Linked DNA regions of Homo sapiens: region 2 is linked to region 1. The links are chromatin loops, found by intact Hi-C in ENCODE. Cell type or tissue: right lobe of liver. All regions are shown on one strand. Links, peaks and the distances in the headings refer to the core of each region. The heading gives the core; the rest is flanking DNA. Region 1 has its middle 38 kb from the start of LINC01668. Region 2 has its middle 22 kb from the start of LINC01671.

Region 1 (2,909 bases), core at 134-2,633:
TACAACCTCCTCCTCCTGGGTTCAAGCAATTCTCCTGCCTCAGCCTCCTGAGTAGCTGGGATTACAGGCACCTGCCACCACGCCCAGCTAATTTTTGTATTTTTAGTAGAGATGGGGTTTCACCACATTGGCCAGGCTGGTCTCAAACTCCTGACCTCAGGTGATCCACTGGCCTTGGCCTCCAAAAGTGCTGGGATTGCAGGTGTGAGACACTGCCCCTGGCCCCAATCACTTCTTAAACTTAATCTCTACATTGGGGATCAATTTCTAAATGGGTTTGGGAAAGGACAAGCATTCAAACATAGCAGGTTCTTTTCCTCAACAATAAATTCCCATCTTCATTTTATTGGGATCTCACTGTCTGAGCTCTTTATTCTCTTTTCCCCAGGAAGATTGTGCTTGAGAAACAATCATCAAGTCTGTTGGTCCACATCTCCCGCGCACTCCCTGGATACCCCCAACAGGCCAATCCATCAAGCCACAGCTCAGTTTCCAGGGCTTTAAGAGAAGCAGAAGAAACGCTTCCACAGTCCTCATTGTGTGCAGGGAATGAGCATGAGTTATGGGGGCTCCTCAATGCTGAGCCTAGCCACCCCACTGCTGCATCCCCACAGCCCTTCCAGAGGGTCTCTATCCCTCCTTATCTAAGAGCAAATCCGGGCTCCATGTCACTGAGTGCTTACTCATCCCCAGGAAGAGGCAGTTGTTGCACTACGGGGTTTTTTTCTGTAATAAATGTCCTTTATTTTATCAGAGCATGGCACTGAAAGAAAAGAAATCAAATGTATAACTTGCAAACCAGTGGAGTGAGGAAAAGAGGAGGAGGTGCGTAAAACACAACCAACCCAAAAGAAGGGGGTTGATGCCAGTTAAAAAGTGGATGCAGTAAAAAGAAAATACGAAATAAGTTGGGAAAACTGAGTCAAAATATACTAGAATTCTATTTCATATAAATAATGTAGTCAGTTAAAAGACAGACTTCTTAAAGTAAAAGAAAAAAATCCAGCCATCTGCTGTTTACAAGAGACATACCTAAAATATAATGAAAAAAGGAGGACTAAGAAAAGAGTTGGGGAAAATATACCAAGAAAATACGAAATCAAAAGAAAGCTGTTGTCACAATTTTGATATCACACAAAAGTGACTTTGAGACAAATAGCTTTATTAGGGATAAAGAGGGTCCTGGCTTAGTAGTAAAAGGAAGAATTTTTGAGGAAAGGCAAACTTTGAACCTATGAGCCACCAAGTAAATGTTTTCAAATATGTAAAACCTAAATTCAAAAAGTTAATATATTTTCAACTTCTTCCATTCCTCTTCCTTCTCCTTCCTCACTCTCTCCTTCTCTCCCTTCCTTAATAATTTAGTTTAAAATCTATTAGACTGAGCAAGGTGATGGTGGGCCCCCTGGTGGCATGAAGCGCAGCAGCAGGAGGAGGGGCAGCATCACAGGCCTGGAGTAGGTGTCAGAGTCCAGGTGGTGGAGGGGCCAGGATGGCAGACCAGCGTAGGATGGTAGGGTGGCAGGGCCCAGCTGGGCACTATGGACCAAGTTGTATCCCTCAACATTCAAATATTGAATCCCTATGTGACTACATTTGGAGATGGGGCTTTTAGGAGGTAAATAAGGAAGGTTCCATGAGGTCATAAGGGTGGGACCCTCATCTGATAGGACTGGTACCCCTCTAGGAGAGAAGAAGAAAGTCTATGTGAGAACACAGCATGAAGGTAGCTGTCCACAAGCCAGGAAAGGAGCCCTTACTGGGAACCCGACCAGGCCAGCACCTTGATCTCAGACTTCTTGCCTCCAGAAGCCCCAATGCAATGAGGAGGTATCCACGGGACCTGGCCCCAGAATTGTCCTGGTGCAGAGTTCCAGATCCCAAAAGGGATGAGGAGAGTTTACTTATGGGGACAGCAGTGGCCCACAGAGTGCCAGGACCCGAGAAGAGTGGTCAGGACATCCATGTTAGGAGGTGGGTCATCCACTGGAAATTGGTCAGACACTGGGGATTGATACAATAGTAAATACACTGATGATAATGGGAACCAGGTTTCTCACTGTTGGAAAAGGGAGTCACAAATCTGGAAAGGGAGAAAATGAGAATGCGCTCCATGGGGTTGGGTCGGAGGAACTGGTGTGCACTCATGGTCTTCAATATAAGTACAGAAATAGATCCGCATAGAAATGTGTGTATTAATATGCTTGTTTCCTTGCTCTGTCCACTGAGAAGGCCTTAGACCTCAACAGTAATGAATACACCTAGAGCTCAGATCTTGGTTTCTAAATACCATTCTCCAATATATAAAATCAGGGCTCCCTGGAGAAATGGCTGATTGTAGAGCTTGGGCAGGAAAGGTACAAAATAAGCCTGAAATCTTTTTTTATAGAAACAAGGCAGTGCTCAAAGAATGATGGGACATGTCAAAAAACAACACAGGGGAAAAGAGGTGGAGCAAGATGGCCAAATGGAATCCTCCACCAATTGTCCTCCCAAATTTAACAATGATCTACACAAAAAAGCACCTGCATAAGAACTAAAAATCAGGCTGGGCACGGTGGCTCATGCCTATAATCCCAGCACTTTGGGAAGCTGAGGTGGGTGGATCACCTGACATCAGGAATTCAACACCAACCTGGCCAACATGGCAAAACCCCATCTCTACTAAAAATACAAAAACTAGCCGGACGTGGTGGCAGGCGCCTGTAATCCCAGCTATTTGGGAGGCTGAGGCAGGAGAATCATTTGAACCCAGAAAGTAGAGGTTACAGAGAGCCAAGATCAAGCCACAGCACTCTGGCCTGGGTGATAGTGTGGGACTCCATCTCAAGAAAAAAAAATAATAATAATAATAATAAAAAAATGAGGTGAGCAATCACAGTTTTAACTTCGTATTACTGAAAGAGGCA
Region 2 (2,909 bases), core at 243-2,742, 230 kb before region 1:
GTGTGCATCCATGTGTGCATGCACATGTGCATGTGTGTGCATGTGTGTGCACGTGTGCGTGTGTGTGCGTGTGTGTGCGTGCATGTGTGTGCACGTGTGCGTGTGTGTGCATGCATGTGTGTGCATGTGTGTGTGCGTGTGTGTGCACGTGTGCGTGTGATCTCCAACTGGTTCTGTTCCTCTGGCTGAACCTGGAGGATGCATCGTCTTTCTGCATTGTCTACCTGTTTTACAGGGACCTGCCTTATCTTTAAAATCAGAAGTAATTAAGTTCATTTTAAAAGTCAAGGCGAGTACCAAAAAGAATGTAAACACTCTATTCCAAGGCTGTTTCTTCCTGGGACAGTTGTATTTTTAACACATTTTCCCAAGAGTTGCTGCAGCCACTCTGTGTGAGCCCCGCATCCTACCACAGCCTTAGGGACAGCAAGGTCACCAGCTCTAGAAGCTCTGCCTTCAGAACGGCCCACTCTGCAGCCAGCCCCATGAAGACACCTCTTGGGTGCCTGGTGTTGTAAAATTTACCCAAATCCAGAGCCATGATTCCAAACCTGATGGTAGAAGAGCAGCATTCATTTGCTTGTTCATTCATTCAGCACACTCGTATTGCCAAGCCCTGAGAATAAGCGCAGGGATACGGTAATAAACCGGGAGAGCCAAATCGGCCCCATGGAGTCGAGTCTAGGGGAAGCAATAGACGACTAACAAAGGAACAGTAAACAGTCTGGGGCAGGAGCGGGGGGTGTATGATTGTGTATTGACGGTCGTCTTCGAGGATGGGATAAGGGTGTGATGGAATGAACCCTGCAGATCTAAGGAAAGGCCATTCCAGACCCTAGAGGAGGTCCAGGAAGGAAGTTCAGGAGCACAGGCCACAGAGGGTCACTGATTTCACCAATTTCACCAGGATCAGGGTTTTCCATACCACTAAGGCTGGAGGGACAAGGGACAGGAGCGTGAAAGGAGAGGCGAGGCTGGTGCCCCAGGAAACCCAAGCCTGGTCTCAGGCTGGTGAAGAGGTGGATGATGGAGCGAGTGGGGAATGAGTGGTCCCAGTGGCCGGAAAGCTTGCTGGGGGCTGATCTGGACAGATGGGAGGTGGGTGAGGTCCTGGGAGCGGAGGTTCTGGAGACCGGCGGGCATGGCCAATGATGAGCCCTAGGACGTGACTCTCACAATGGGGACTGAAGGGGTTGGAGGGAGGTGCCGTTGGAAAATTGCAGTAAGTGAGAAGAGTCAGAAATGGGAGGACCAGAGGGAAAGCCACTTCTCAGAGAAGAGTAACAGGTTCAACTTTGGTCCAATAATCACAATTTAGAGCTGACAGCAGCTTCAGAGGCCATGTGACAGATAAGGAAACTAAGGCCCCAAAAGCAGCCGTGGAGACCAGACCCAGGGGTTCCGGCCACGGCTCTGTGCCTTTTGTAAAGGCAGCCTATGTCTGCACTCACCTGTGCTCTGGCCCAGGCCGGCCCTGCACTTCGATTGCCGGGAGCCCTGCACGCGGAACTGTGTCTGCAGAAGCTCCTTTTGGCACCTGGGAGGGCACCTCTCATCAGTACTCCAGGACCTCGGCCATCGCCACGGACCGCAGGGTGAACGCTGGGTGGGCTGTACCATGGCCTCGGCCACCGCCTGCAGATCCAGGCTCCCTGCAGCCTGCTGGGCTGGTGGCCTCAGGGGACCGGTGAGCTGCGTCTGCCTGGGCTCCCGAAAGGCCGCTCCCAGATTTTGATTTTGCTTTGTTACCTAGAACCCAGGCCCTCTGTTGCCACAAGAGGGCCCCCCAGCCCCGGCTCACTGAGGCCCTCCCCGTGGAGGAGCGTATCCTGTCCGGTCCGCAGCTCAAATATCCAGAGATCGGGAGACCCCGGCCCTGGCCCCACCCCCGCCCCAGCTGGGCCACACTGCCCCCTCCACCACACCCCGGCAAGCCCCTCCTGGGGCTGCACTCAGTCCTGGGTGTCAGAGGGTCCTCTGGCTTCGCTTGTCACATTTAATGACAAATCAGAAATCAAATGTATCCAGAGCCAGCCTGGGCTTTAGGATAGAAGGGGAGGGCAGGAGTGGGGGCTCCGGGGACAGGGGCTGGCCGAGGAGGGAGGATGGGGGCAAGAGGATATTCGTGGGGCACCCACTCCCCACCCATCCGCCACCCCCTCCTCCCAGGGCTCCTTCTGAGGCCTCGCTGTCCCCGCCTTTTAGTAAAAAGTGGAGAAACAGCCTCACAGGGTGACCTGCTTCAGCTCCCAAAGCCATGCTGTGGCTGACCAGGGTCAGGACCCAGGTACCAGGTCCACGGCTCAGGGGTGGGAGCCAAGCCTCACTCGACTCCACGCTCAGGGCCGGGACCCAGGCCACAAGCCCGACCTTTGTCCTTTCCTCGAGCTTGCTGGGAAGCCTAGACTCACCCAAATCCAACCCAAAAAAGGCTGCAACAAACCAGCCTTGCTTGTGATTTCGTTTTATGATTTTCTTTTCACATTTTCTTACTATGGGAATTCTCATGGGTACATAAAAATAGACAGCTTAATATGCACCATATCCCATCCCTCAGCCTTGACAGTTGTCAACAGCCTGCCTTTCCTGCTTCAAATCTACCATGTAAGCCTTCATTTTATCTCATATGGTTTGCTTTTTTTTTTTTTTTTTTTTTTTTGAGCTGGTGTCTCACTCTGTTACCCAGGCTGGAGTGCAGTGGCGCCATCTCGGCTCACTGCAACCTCTGCCTCCCAGGTTCAAGCGATTCTCCTGCCTCAGCCTCCCGAGCAGCTGGGACTACAGGCTCACACCGCCATGTCTGGCTAATTTTTGTATTTTTGTAGAGATGGGGTTTCATGATGTTGGCTTCACAATGTTGGCCAGGCTGGTCTCAAACTCCTGGACTCAAGTAATCTGCCTGCCTCAGC

Evidence for each region. A loop is a pair of places that touch in the nucleus more often than their neighbours do. Peaks named below come from ENCODE experiments on the same cell type or tissue, not always from the same donor. Only the 100,000 strongest peaks of a DNase experiment are listed, where the experiment ranks them.
Region 2: a loop joins it to region 1, with 5 times the contacts of the local background. A loop is called at or near these places in 91 of 110 quality-filtered maps.

The regions. Positions count from the first base shown.
Region 1 is chr21:42,817,023-42,819,931 of GRCh38, forward strand. No RefSeq gene overlaps it. Among named protein-coding and RNA genes, the nearest start is that of LINC01668, 38 kb to the left of the region's middle. In right lobe of liver, for the core only: a CTCF peak has its summit at 1,411 (motif pointing left); a DNase peak (open chromatin) is centred at 1,439.
Region 2 is chr21:42,591,653-42,594,561 of GRCh38, forward strand. No RefSeq gene overlaps it. Among named protein-coding and RNA genes, the nearest start is that of LINC01671, 22 kb to the right of the region's middle. RefSeq lists enhancers at 1-2,560, 1-548. In right lobe of liver, for the core only: CTCF peaks have their summits at 1,779 (motif pointing right) and 1,985; DNase peaks (open chromatin) are centred at 1,779 and 2,319; H3K4me3 peaks cover 606 bases; H3K27ac peaks cover 807 bases.